Linked DNA regions of Homo sapiens: all the other regions are linked to region 1. Evidence: chromatin contacts called from ENCODE Hi-C or POLR2A ChIA-PET data. All regions are on one chromosome and are shown on one strand. Each heading gives the region's core, a stretch centred on a gene start or an enhancer-like site at or near the end of the contact. The rest is flanking DNA. Distances are from core to core; before and after follow the strand shown. Region 1 has its middle 47 kb from the start of CDC42EP3. Region 2 holds the start of RMDN2 (regulator of microtubule dynamics 2). Region 3 holds the start of CEBPZ (CCAAT enhancer binding protein zeta). Region 4 holds the start of PRKD3 (protein kinase D3).

Region 1 (3,316 bases), core at 685-3,184:
TATGAACAGGGTTTGGTTTTGTAGTCAATATGCCATTCAACAAGATGAACCCCACAGTTAGTAAAAACAATAGCTTGCATTGTATTATTACAAAGCAGTGTTTGTGTAATGATTACATATTTTCACTTACATAATTATGAAATGTACAAGTGTGACTGCTGCACAGTAATTAGTCACAAATGGCACACATTTCATGTAAATGGCTGCAATTCCTGTGACTCTTCCTATTGGGGCTAGCTTCATGAGCGTGTGACCTATCTAGTCCCACAGGGTCCCCTTGCTCAAGAGGGCCCCATGTTTGGTTTAATGTGCTGTGGCTGCTGTCTTGAAATTGTTCATAATTTTTGACAAGGGGACCCACCCCACATTTCCCCTTTACACTGAGCCCTCCAAATTACATGGCCATATCCAACTGCTATTGCAAAGATTCAAGCTGGGCTGGGAGGTAGAAATAGAAGGACCAGGTAGAGAGGCAGGGAGCAAGACTGAATCCTTTTAGTCATCTCAGGAGCCTCTGCCTCCAATCCAACAAGAAGGGCTTCTCCTGTTACTTAGAAAGTCTTGGCTCTTTTATTCAACTGGAACAAGGAAGAAGAATTAGCTTTTCAGAAAATAAAAAGTTTTGGTTAGGTCACAGTAAGGGGGAGCTGGGGAGATGCTATGGTTTTGATATGTCCCCAGATTTCATGTGTTGGAAACTTAATCTCCAAATTTGTATGTTGATTGGAGATGGGGCCTTTTGGAAGTAATTAGGATTAGATAAGGTCATCAGGGTTGGAGTCCCCATGATGGGACTGGTAGCTTAATAGGAAGAGGAAGAGAGATCTGAGCTGGCATGCTCTTGCCCTCTCACCATGTAATGGTGAGAAATCAATGTCTTTTCTTTATAAATTACTCAGTCTGTGGTATTTTGTTATAGCAACAGAACATGAACTAAGACAGATAATTGATACTGAGGAGATGGGCTATTGCTAGTAAGAAATACCTGAAAATGTGGAAGCAGCTTTGGAAGTGGGTAATACATAGAGGCTAGGCTCTGAGAATAACTCACAGTGGTCAAGTGGCCTAGGAGGTGCCTTCAGGGAGACCAGAAGCACTTGATGGGATAAATAGTGGTCATAAGATAGGCAGTGTAAACTACCTCACTCTTCCCCACTCTTCCGTAGCATCTGCTGTGAAGATACTGTTTCTTATGGTTTTGTTAGTGGATTTCTTTGTGGAGCTCAAAGTTCTGAACCCAGGTTGATTCAACGTGAAAATAAACATTGATCGTGCAGGCTCAAGGAGCCAGAAGACAGGGGTCGGGGGATGGAAGGCGGGACAGTGGGCAATTGGGCTCAGAGTGATGTGTCCTCAGTGAGAATTCCAGTTTTGCCATAATCTTCCCTGTGAAGTTCTGAGAATGAGTGTACAATGCCATAATGTCCTGGACTATGGTGGGGATGGTGGGTGTTCCCCACACTTGAGCAGAACGAAGCCTGTGTAAGCTGTGAAACTGTCAGCTTTGGAGATTAGTCATCCTTGCTCAGACCCTATAAAGCTTTTGCATTAGTTAGGCTGATGTTTCACTTTTAACTCATATAATAGGCTTCAGACACTTGGAAATAGTGCTTTTATCATTAGGTATGTTGCCATTTTTATTTTTTCAAGTTTCTCGCTCTCTCTCTCACCACATAAGTACACTTAAAGCTTTACCCTTGCTATGAGGTTAACCTAAGGCAGAGGGTATGTTGCCAGCTATAGGCCAAAAGTCTGGGTAGGCATGCGAGAAAGAAATATTTTGGTAGCAATATAGCTTAGGAAGTCAATATTTTTTAACATAAGTGACAGCAAATATTTACAAATTCAGGCTACTGTGGGTGTTCAGATTCTGAGTGAAAAGCAATCTCATGCACTGATATTTACTTTGAATATGTTCTCCTTTTTTCAGCACCCATGACTAATTCCCCTTTTCACAGGGTGAAGAGCAAGTTGGCTCTTGATCTAGCCAGAAAAAAAAAAAAAGGTTTTCTTATACTTCTGGTAGTAGGCATGTGGTTAGAATACAGGAGTAAGAAAACAAATGTGACTCTTAAAATTATAGTACACATTAATAAACGAACTAAACATCTAAATGTTGCTAAAGTGACTGAATCACAGATCCACTGTTTCTTACTCTGGTTTTTGCTAGAGGGGCAATGAACATGTAAATTGAGGGTACAATGCAGCAAATGAACTAAATTAGAGACTTTATTTGAGTATTGTTGATGCCGGGAGAGATGAGAAAAATAAGACAAACCTTGCCTTCAAGGAACTTATATTTGTGAGGAAAATACATCAACAAAGCAAAGTCAAGTAATCATAAAAATATGAACGGCTCTTTAACAGTAGAAGGGAGGGAGAAAGCTGAGCGTGGTTAATTTATACATGGAATGTATGAAGTTGTTTCAGAGAGGCAAGAAATTATTTGCCTCTCTGAGTCTTCCTGGAAACAGTCTCCCTGGAGGAGGTAGATTTGAGTATTGAAAGGAGCATTCTAGGCAGGCAGAAGGCATGAGTGGAATCACAGAGGTGGTGAAAGATCCATGAGAGTGAGATGAGTAAGCCAGGCTGGCTGATGTGAGGTTTTGGGATGGTGAATAATTGGAGACTGTGCTGGAAATAGCTAGTGCATTGGACTCCAGAGGGTCTTAATTGGTGGGACAGGAGCTTCTGCATGCACCATGAAAGACCTGCTCTGACACAGTGAAAATCTCTGCATCTCCCTTTCCCACTGAGTCATCTTAGGCTTCCCTCTCTGCTTTTCCCTTGAAGCCAGGAGTCCATTCCCAGTGGGCAGGCCCATCCTTCCTGAAATCCAGCACAAGATGAGGCCTGGTAGGTGAGTGTGCAGGGCCATGGTGCAGACTCCTCCAAGCTCATCATTACTCCAGCTTGGTCAGGGTCTGTTTGGAAAATGGAGTGGTGACATCCTCTTGCCTCAGGATGTGTGGAAGCTCCTTCCATGTATACAGTAGAAACAGAGCATCTCTGATCCTTTATTACCCCCAGAACCCACTCTCCTGGCTCCTGGCCGAAGGGCCTGAGAAGCAATTGTAAAATTGGGAGCTTGCCCAAAGGACCAGTACTATATAAAGATTCATTTCAAACCCTGAGCAAGGCGTTACGGATGCAGACCTGATAATGAGCCATTATGAGAAAATGAAAAGCACAGACTTTGTGGTGGTGCCCTCAGAGCTAAGTAATTCTGGAGAGTAATTATGAAGCAGAAGAATGATTATACAAACTGCAGACTAAACATTTAGGCCCTGTGTGTGAGGCCAGCTGACAAAGCAGA
Region 2 (3,076 bases), core at 322-2,821, 300 kb after region 1:
AAGATTAATCTGCTCTTTTTCCAAATACAACTTAGGTTTTTGCTCTTGTTTTTTGAGACAGAGTCTCATTCTGTCCCAGACTGGTGAGCAGTGGCCCGATCTCGGCTCACTGCAACTTCTGCCTCTGAGGTTTAAGCAATTCTCATGCCTTAACCTCCCGAGCAGCTGGGACTACAGAAGTGCGCCACCACACTCGGCTAATTTTTGTATTTTTAGTAGAGATGGTGTTTCATCATATTGGCCAGGCTGGTCACGAACTCCTGGCCTCAAGTGATCCGTCCGCCTCAGCCTCTCAAAGTGCTGGGCTTACAGTCGTGAGCCACTGCGCCCTGCTACAAATTACTTTTAATAAAATGACCATGGCCAGGCTTACTTATTCTTCAATGCGGCTTGCCTGAAGCTCAAAAAATCATCTTAAAGAGCCTATAGAATCCCTGAATCCCTATCCGTAAACAGTAGTATATGGATTGCAAAACAAGCCTTCTGGATTCTTCATGGCTTTATGGGTGTTGTCTGCTGTTGCTGTTTTGAGAAAGAGTGTACCCATTTTTAATTCTGCTCAATATATTGGTGGGAAGTTTAGAGATTAATGTTATGCAAACCTAAGCTTGAGGCAGTAATACTCAAGGTGCGGACAATACAGAAGCAGTGTATGTACTGTTTTGTTTTTGTTTTTGAGACGCTCTATCACCCAGGCTGGAGTGCGGTGGCGCGATCTCGCCTCACTGCAACCTCTGCCTCCGGGTTCAAACGATTCTCCTGCCTCATCCTCCCAAGTAGCTGGGATTACAGGCGTCCACCACCACGCCCGGCTAATTTTTTGTATTTTTAGTAGAGACAGGGGTTTCGCCACGTTGGCCATACTGGTCTCGAATTCCTGACCTCAGGTGATCCGCCTGCCTCAGCCTCCCAAAGTGCTGGGATTACAGGCGTGACCCACCGCGCCCGGCCCAGTTTTTAAGAGCGTATTTAGCAGAATTAGTTTCATTATACAAACCACAGAAAGCTGGGTAAAACCTTAAATGTCAGGCATCTGAAAAAACAGCGGCTTTCATCTAAAGGCAACTCGGAATGGCGGGGAGAAGGAAGAGGCTGTCAAAATTGCTCATTAAAAGAAAACGTGAGATAAAGCTATGAACACGGGGCTGCAGATATCAGTAATTAGTGCAAGGCGTCTGCCTTTAATTCAGTCGTGAGGAGTAAAGTGCAAGGTTGTGCCTAGAAAGGGCACAGAAAAAGGTTTAACTAGGGGAGAGGGAGTGGGTTTGAGAGCCGGAACGAAGCGAGCTGGCGGTGGGCGTGCGGAGTGGCAGCAACGCGAGAGGGAACGCGCTGGGGCTAGCGCGGAGGCCCAGAGCCCAGGCGGGGGAAAAGGTGCCGACCGGCTTCGAAGGGAGGCGACGGCCGAGACACACGGTCCGGCGCGAGCCAGGCGCCCCGCGACGTGCAATTTTATTTTGCAAAAGGTGCACCCAACGCCAGTCCCGGTAGAGTTGAACCCACCACGAGAGGGAGAGGGGGCGGGAGCGGGGGGCCGAGCGGCCGCGGGCTCCTCCCCCGGCGCCTCCGCTATCTGGGTCAGGACGCGACGGCCGCGGCGCGGGACCTTAGGACCCGCGGGCTCCAGGGCTACTGTCCGTCCGCCACTGCGCGCCAGCAGGTCCTGGTCTCCGCTCTCCAACAGCTGAAAGGCCGGCGCAGTGAACACAGGTGCGTGCGCAGTCTGGGAGGGGGCTGCTCAGCCGCTGGGGGCCGGACCGCGCCGGGGACTTGCGGAGGGAAGCGGAAATACTTGCGGTGGGGGCGACTGCACTTCCGGGTCGGTGTGTCCCTGGCGAAGCTTGAGCCTGCTAGCCAGCGGTGCTCTGCGTTCCCGGGGCTGGAGCAGCGGCCCATAGTGGCTTCCCGGGTTCATCCCTCGCTGACCCTGCGCCACGGAAGCCCTAGCCCCGGAGGTCGCTGGTATTTCCTCGCACGCGGACCCTTCTGGGGTGCGTGGGGAACAGGCAGTTTGCTGCCTCGGCCCGGCTGGTCCCTGCAAACCCCAAAGAATTTCAACAGAGACACTTGCTGGGCTCTCGCTCGGCTTTCAGCCTTGCGCAAACATTTTGTTTTTGTTTGTGTGGGGTTTTTTTTGCTCTCAGACTCCGTCTGTGCCTATTTCACACAAAAACGAAGGCCGGATTATCAGTGCTGCCAACATAGGGGAATGAGGCAAACACTTGGGAGCCCTAAATTTAAAATAAATTATAAAATACAAAAAAACCATGAAAACCTGATGAAATGAACAATAGAATTCACTTCGAAAGTACCAGGTTTTCCAGGACGCTGTAGGAAATCTGATCACTAGTTCAAGGTCTCAGTGCAATTCTCTTAGGAAACTTAAACCTCGGGCTTTTTTGTAATGTCTCTTTATCCTTGCAAAATTTGTCATACCTTCCCCGAGTTTATTAGAGTTATGCATTTTATATTTTTCTCCTCTAAGGGTCTGCTGATGAAGTTAATGAATATCTGTGCTAGATTTATGGTGAAAGCATTATAATTAATTTAGTAAAGCATAATTTCTACATCAAAAAATTAATTTTAAATAAAACTAGAACATGGAAATGAAATGTTTCTTCAGACATTTCTTCAGAAAACATTTCATATTCTATTTTCTTTAGAGTCAACATTTTGATGTCATTTTAGAATACTTGATTCTCATCTCAACCTTTAATATTACACAATAATACACATTAATTAAGTGCCATAATCTATATTAAAATGTCATTTTCCATTGTTATTTACTAGCACCTTACAAATTGAAACGTAACATAATACTTTGTATCTGATTATTAAAATATTAGAGTTTTAAAATCTGTTTGGTAAAGTTTTTAATTACTATATTTTTTTATACTACAAGTGTATACTATTAACATAATTAGAAGTATGAAAGCTAACAAGGCTGGAGGCAGTGGCCCATGCTGCTTATCCCAGCACTTTGAGAGGTGGAGGCAGGATTGCTTGGGCCCAGGAGTTCGGGACCAGCCTAGCAACATAGGGAGACTCACTCTCTACAAGTAATGTAAAAATTAGC
Region 3 (2,986 bases), core at 378-2,877, 390 kb before region 1:
TGGGTGTGAGCCACTGTGCCTGGCTCATTTCTACAAATTTATACTACATATACACTTACAAAAGTGGGGGAAAAACACGATTAAGGTTATTAACTGTAGTATTATTTAAAATAGTGAAAGACTGGCAATAATTTAAATATTCACAATAAATGGCTGGTTAGATAAATTAAGACAGACAAAATGATTTATGCAGCCATAGCAATGACACAGAACGTTATGCACTGATATAGAAGGATTTCTAAGACAGAAAAGAAAGCAAAATGTAGAGATAGGTGTATATATATGGTACCATTTATGTAAAAAAGATACACCCGTATTTCATACACATAAATGAGTATGTATATGCTTGAAAAGGTATATAGTATCCCTGAAAGATATAAAATGCAGTTGTAAAAATAATTGCTTCCTATCAGGGCAATGGTTATGGCTGAGATAAAAGTGGAAACAATTTGACTTCACTATGTATCTTTTAAAGTTTGCACCACGTGTTTCATGTGTATATATTACCTATTCAAAACTTAAATATACACAAGCACAGAGCAAACTGTGAATCTGCCTATCTCTAACTAACTCCTCCACCTTGAAAGTCCAGTCTCCAAACAAAATAATATTAAAAACAAAGTTAATTTCTGTTCCTTATCTGCTTAAAATCTTCCAGTGGTTTTGCATCAAACTCAGAGCAAAAGCCTGCCCTCTGACCCCTCGGCCCTCCTTTCTTACTATTCTCCCCTTAACTCACTCTGCCTCTGCTACACTGGCATTTTGGCTGCTCATGGAATAGGTTAGGCACTCTTCTGCCTGTCTTTGCATTTGCTGTTCCAACTGACTGGAATGGCAGCTCACTCCTTCCTGTCCTTTAGGATTCTGCTCAAACATTTCCGTGATGTGTTTGTCGATCATCTCATTTAATACTAACGCGCTCCCACTCCTTATCGTCCTTCCTTGTTTTATTTTCTTTTATAGCACTACCCCGCGTCTGCTGTACTATGTGTTTAAAAGTTTGTTTACTGTTTCTCTCCCTTAATTAGGATGCTCCAAAAAAGAGGGCTTCTGGGGCATACAGTGACACGTGCATGTACTCTATGAGAACAGAAATGAAAATTCCAATACCACTGGTGTTCAAAACACTCATACCACAAGGTCAGGACCAAGAAAAGCCACTCTCCGACCTGATGGTGTGATGGTTATACCACGTCAATAAAATCAGAAGATCGCCTACATCCTAAGAATAGCCAGAGAATACAACGTTCAATTCGAAACTTTTCTTTTGTAAACAGCAGTGGAAACCGGCGTGGGAAGCGCACCGAACACATGCTTCAGAGGCTGGGATCTCGGTCCTGGACGCCCGCGCTCTACGCAGCGCGGAAGCGGCGGGGCAGTCAGCCTAGCCACCTTCGGAACTCTCCACGCCTGATCCCGTTCCCCGGAGCCCGCGGCCGTTACCTTGGTGCCTCCGAGCCGTAACACTTCCTCCAGGGAGAACCCATTCTCGGCTTCACTAGTATTATCCTCATCCTCCTCGTCCGGATCTTCTACTGCCTCCTCGGGGCGCCAAGGCCGCTTGGCATGGAACTCCAAAGGCTCCTTGACTGCGGCCATGGCGGGCAAAGCATACGCGCGTGAAACTCAGCCTATTTCCGCTCTGCCAGTGGCGTAATTCCTGTCGGGGCGTGTCTTCTCCCGGAAATGGTCTAAGCCCCAGCTCCTGGCGGAGCGAGCTAGCCTGCGAATTTCAGCATGAGTGTACTGCTGAGGTCAGGTTTGGGGCCGTTGTGTGCCGTGGCGCGCGCAGGTAAGCGTCAGTCCCCTCGAAGCCCGGTTGCCGTGGAAGCCGCGTGGGGCGCCTTCCTCAGCTCTTCAGTTGAGGGTACCGGGGGATCAAGGGCTCGGGGGCTCACTTCCACCTTGAAGGTACCCTGGGCTGGAAACGGGTCCGGTACAAACGCAATAGGGCTGCGTAGTCGTGGGCAAGTGGGTGCTGTCTCTGCGCCCCGTGGGCGTGCTAAGCACAGTAGCCCGCGGTCTGCGGTGGGGCGAGGTTAAGGGTTCACGAAGCTGTTTTGAAAACGCTCAGGCGGCTTGCGCTCGTGAATGGTCAGATTTATCATGGGGTCTGTTTAATTTGTGTTTTTCGCAGCCATTCCTTTTATTTGGAGAGGGAAATACTTCAGCTCCGGGAATGAGCCTGCAGAAAACCCGGTGACGCCGATGCTGCGGCATCTTATGTACAAAATAAAGTCTACTGGTCCCATCACTGTGGCCGAGTACATGAAGGAGGTGTTGACTAATCCAGCCAAGGTATGGGTCGGGTAGCCCGAGGACTAGGCCCTCTCTAGCCGATTTGCGAGGTGCAAGCCAGGAGGGAGAAGCCCGAAGGTTCTCAGCCCAGGCAGTGGGGGTGCCTGCCAGGGGAAGAGCCATTTCTGAGGACCTGGGGACAGATAATTTGTCAGTTGGTCAGGGCTGGCTCACGTCAGAGGCAGTGCCAGTAAAGAGGAGAGGACACGGTCCAAGGGTGTTTAGGAGACAGAATGTAGCTGATTGGATTTATGATGCGGGAAGGATGACTTTCCTACTTGGCTGATGGTGGGTGGTGTGGATTCATTGCTTTGGGAGAAGGAATACGGGAGGAAGGATGGAGAGTTCAGGCTGGTATATGAATTTGAAGTGTGTGGGACTCTTAGGTAGAAATCTCCAACAGGCAGCTGGAAATAGGAATTACTGCCTGGAAAGTCGTCTGTGTTGGAATGGCTTCAGCTGGCATTGGAGACATGTGCTGGGTTTTCTCACATGTGCAGTTGAGAATGCAGTCTGGGTCGTCTTCACTGTTCTAGGATTAGGCACAGTCACAGCTTTCTGACCCACGTTTCCTTGTCTGTTCTACAGAGCCATTTGGTGAAAGCCTATAGTCCTTTATTTTAGAATATTTCATCTTTTGCTGGGTTGAAATATGACCTCTGTGGAATTCTGGGGTTAGATTGGCCAT
Region 4 (3,147 bases), core at 212-2,711, 300 kb before region 1:
AGTACTCCAAGCTCATGCACTCAGGCCCACCACAACTGTATTACTACCTACTGAAGAAAAACCTTCCACGGTTTCTGTGTGACACGTTTCAAATCCTACTTTTAGAAAATCTTCTAACTTCTTGGCTGAATGTCCATGCTTGATCTTAACTCGGAATCTAACAGGGAAGGAAGCAAGGGTTCGTTGACAAGGAAAAACTGGCCTAGATCTCAGTCGGGGGAACTTTATGGACGCCTTCTGCAGCAAAGCTAAGGAAAATGAAAATCGCTAAAAATGTAAGAACGACGACATTAAGTAGAAGGGTAAAAAAAAAGTTTCAGAGGAATAAAATAACATTTTCTAGGATACAAATTAAGGCATTTAAAAGTTCTTGTTCCATTTGTGGCTATGTCTCATAAAAGCTGTGTCGCACCAAGCAGCAGTTCAGGGTGTAACTTATCCTTCCTAATCAAAGATGACACCGATAGTCTTATTTCCTGTGGGGATGGGTGTGATTGAAGACACAGTTACGTCCATGCCATCAATCTGTGTGTGGAAAAGTCGGCAGGTCGCGCGCACACACTTGTCGCTTGAATCGTATGTGTGCCTGCAGACGGCAAGGCCTATGCCTCTGACTGCGTTCACCTGAAATAAAATACCCAACCGGCAATACAGTAGTATATGGTTATTTTCACTGCTCAAAGAAACAGTGGCACTCCTCAGTGTTTCAGCTTAAGGAAAACCTCCCAGGAGGGAGCAACTCGGAACAATGCTGCAACTAGCAAATCCAAACGCAGTCGGGATACTGGGGCGAGGGGCTTACATTCTCCAAGCACCATTTACTCACCCCTTTGAGACGACTACAACGCAAAGTGAGGAAATGAAACGAAAAAGCTGGTCCAAAATTCGGCACTGCGAGCGCCGCGGGTCTGGCTTCGGGAACTAGTTTGGGAGACCCGGGAACGGATCGCCTCCGATGGGCCGGGCGCGGTGGTCTCCAGCGGAGCGCGAACCCAAGTTGCCCTCCGCGCGGACGCCGGAACTTGGCCCCTCTGGCGGCTGCGGCGGCGCCCCCGCTCCCCCTCAGCCGCCCACCTCCCGCCGCGCGCTCCCCCAACTTCCCGCCCAGCGCGGCTGACACCGCCCAGCCCGGCGCGGGGTCCGAGTCCTGTCGCCGCCGCCGCCGCGTGCAGTTGGGGGGTTGGGGGTTTGGGGGATGGGGGAGGGGCCGCCGCCGCCTCAGCCCGACGGGCCGGGAGAACAAAGCGGCGGCGGCGGCGGCGCGAACTTTTTCGGTGTCTGTTCAGCGCTCCCCGAGGCGACTACTTACAGTGGCAGGCTCGGCCCGTCGTGAGAAACTGCGCCCGCCAGCGTCTGAGTACCGGACGAGGCGCCAGCGAGGCTTCACGCGCCTCGCAGGATCCCGCCCGCCTCCGGCGCCCCTTCCTCCCTCCCTCCCCGTCCCGTCCTGGGGCCGGAGGGCGGGGGGCCGGGGCGCGCGGGGGGCGGGGGCGCGCGGCCAGCGCGGGGCCTGCCGGGAGCTGTAGTTCCTCGGCCCGCGCCCGCCGGGAGGTGGCCGCGGCGGGAGGTCGGGGTTGTCTCTGCCCCGCGAAGGGGCGCCGGGAGCGCCGGGTACAGTCGGGCTGGCTCCGCACCCTCGAGTTCCGGGCGTCTTCGTGAGCGCGGGGGCACGGGGCAGGGGCGCCGCGGGAGTCGCGAGCGTGTCTATCAGTTACACGCGGTACTTGATCGCGCTGTTGCCGACGGTACTGTCTTTTCCTCTACTGCCGTGCACTCTTGAGGGAGGCGGTGGCGACAATGGGCCAGAGGTGATAGTTGGAACGGGGGACTTGTAAGGCGTCCAGAGCAGAGAGCTGCTTCCACCCTGAGATGTCACAGCCCTCCCGCATGCTCCTCCCTGCTGCCTGCCCCCGGGGTGGCCGCCGGCACCGCAGCTCGGCGCCCAAACCGGCACGTCCCAAGCCCGACGTTCCGGTGACTGCAGGGGTTTTCCCGGTGCTCGGTGTTTCCTCCCCGTCGGCCTTTAAACGCGAATGTGACCCTACCACCAAAGTGGAGTGCAGTCCAGAATCACCAAACCTGGGCTTCCAGGTGTCTGGAAACACAATGTTAACATTTGTTTTGCTCCAAAACAAAGTATGACCGTGTCGGGTGAGTGGGGCGGGAGTGGGAGTCAGCAGCATAAGGATCTAGAGGGAAAATACACTGTGCATAAATTTTCGATGTCTTATGTGAGAGAAAGGCCTGAGAAGCTGACAGGCATTGTCACAGAAGCCACATGATTCTCCTTATGTCAACATTTTATCCCAAAAGTACTTAAATATATTGAAACAATCAGAGGGACTACAATCAAGAGGGCAGTTTTCTTTCTTCTCTCTTTTTCTTTCTTTTCCCCTTTCTCTCTTTCTTCTTTCTCTCTAGAAAAGGTTTTACTCTGTCATCCAGGCTGAAGTGCAGTGACACGATCATAGCTCACTGCAGCCTGGAGCTGCTGGGCTCAAGTGATTATCCTGCGTCAGCCTCCCAAGCAGCTGGGACTACAGGCGTGTGCCACCACGCCCCACTAACTTTTAAGTTAGTTTTTGTAGAGACGAGGTCTCTTGCTGTGTTACCCAGGCTGGTCTCCTGACCTCAAGAGATCCGCCCGCCTCGGCCCTCCAAATCGTTGGGATTACAGGCGTGAGACACCGCGCCCAGCCAAGAGGGCAGTTTTCAAGAATAGAAAGAAAAATAAACATAAATTAGCCCCTACTTTTGATACAAAATCATCACTCTTAATGGATGTCCTCGGATTTAAAGTTAAGAAATGAAAATATTAAGATAATTTATATTAAACATAAGGCAGGTAAGATTGTGTAAAACCTTGATTACTTTATTTAAAAATCTATTTAAAAAAAGATTTCTGAAACATTCTCAGGAATTGGAAGTTGCTAAATGTCTTACATCCAGCAGTATCTAATTCAATCTTACTATATTTTTGTTATTAGAGTCCTATTCAGCTATTCTTTTACTTTAAAATTGAAAGTAGATTTACTCAAGTTTGCCTTCTTTTTAAAGGACTCTCTTGCTTAACTTTGCCCTTTTCTTCCTTTCACTTCCCAACAGACGTTTTAGTCCAGCCCCAAATTTTGCCTCTGAGCAAGATTC

What was found. A loop is a pair of places that touch in the nucleus more often than their neighbours do. ChIA-PET counts read pairs that join two places held with the same protein, here RNA polymerase II (POLR2A). Pooled maps may share reads with other maps.
Region 2: a pooled map shows a loop between it and region 1 (2.3-fold over the local background). The contact joins the promoter of RMDN2 here to the enhancer-like site in region 1. A Hi-C loop is called at or near these places in 2 of 37 single-sample maps with no recorded cell type and 6 of 50 pooled maps.
Region 3: a loop to region 1 is called in a pooled map, with 4 times the contacts of the local background. The contact joins the promoter of CEBPZ here to the enhancer-like site in region 1. A Hi-C loop is called at or near these places in 7 of 50 pooled maps. POLR2A ChIA-PET finds 5 or more read pairs at or near these places in 2 of 52 experiments (activated CD4-positive, alpha-beta T cell and activated T-cell).
Region 4: a pooled map shows a loop between it and region 1 (2.5-fold over the local background). The contact joins the promoter of PRKD3 here to the enhancer-like site in region 1. A Hi-C loop is called at or near these places in 6 of 50 pooled maps. POLR2A ChIA-PET finds 5 or more read pairs at or near these places in 3 of 52 experiments (CD8-positive, alpha-beta memory T cell, activated B cell and activated T-cell).

What each region holds. Positions count from the first base shown.
Region 1 is chr2:37,622,742-37,626,057 of GRCh38, forward strand. No RefSeq gene overlaps it. Among named protein-coding and RNA genes, the nearest start is that of CDC42EP3, 47 kb to the right of the region's middle. RefSeq lists an enhancer at 2,445-2,714. Within about 2 kb of position 1,935, at least 6 of the 41 ENCODE cell types and tissues checked have a DNase peak (open chromatin) inside an H3K27ac peak, as active enhancers do.
Region 2 is chr2:37,923,716-37,926,791 of GRCh38, forward strand. RMDN2 (regulator of microtubule dynamics 2) reads left to right here and starts at 1,572. Exons shown (of 11, transcript NM_001170791.3): 1 at 1,572-1,710. RefSeq lists a silencer at 1,387-1,626.
Region 3 is chr2:37,229,969-37,232,954 of GRCh38, forward strand. CEBPZ (CCAAT enhancer binding protein zeta) reads right to left here and starts at 1,628. Exons shown (of 16, transcript NM_005760.3): 1 at 1,444-1,628. The coding sequence starts at 1,599. It overlaps NDUFAF7 (NADH:ubiquinone oxidoreductase complex assembly factor 7), which reads left to right and starts at 1,690. Exons shown (of 10, transcript NM_144736.5): 1 at 1,690-1,792; 2 at 2,138-2,298. The coding sequence starts at 1,738. RefSeq lists enhancers at 973-2,172, 1,130-1,579.
Region 4 is chr2:37,323,372-37,326,518 of GRCh38, forward strand. It overlaps PRKD3 (protein kinase D3), which reads right to left and starts at 1,462. Exons shown (of 19, transcript NM_005813.6): 1 at 1,310-1,462. PRKD3-DT (PRKD3 divergent transcript) reads left to right here and starts at 1,710. Exons shown (of 2, transcript NR_183394.1): 1 at 1,710-2,151; 2 at 3,106-3,147. RefSeq lists an enhancer at 473-552 and a silencer at 1,193-1,822.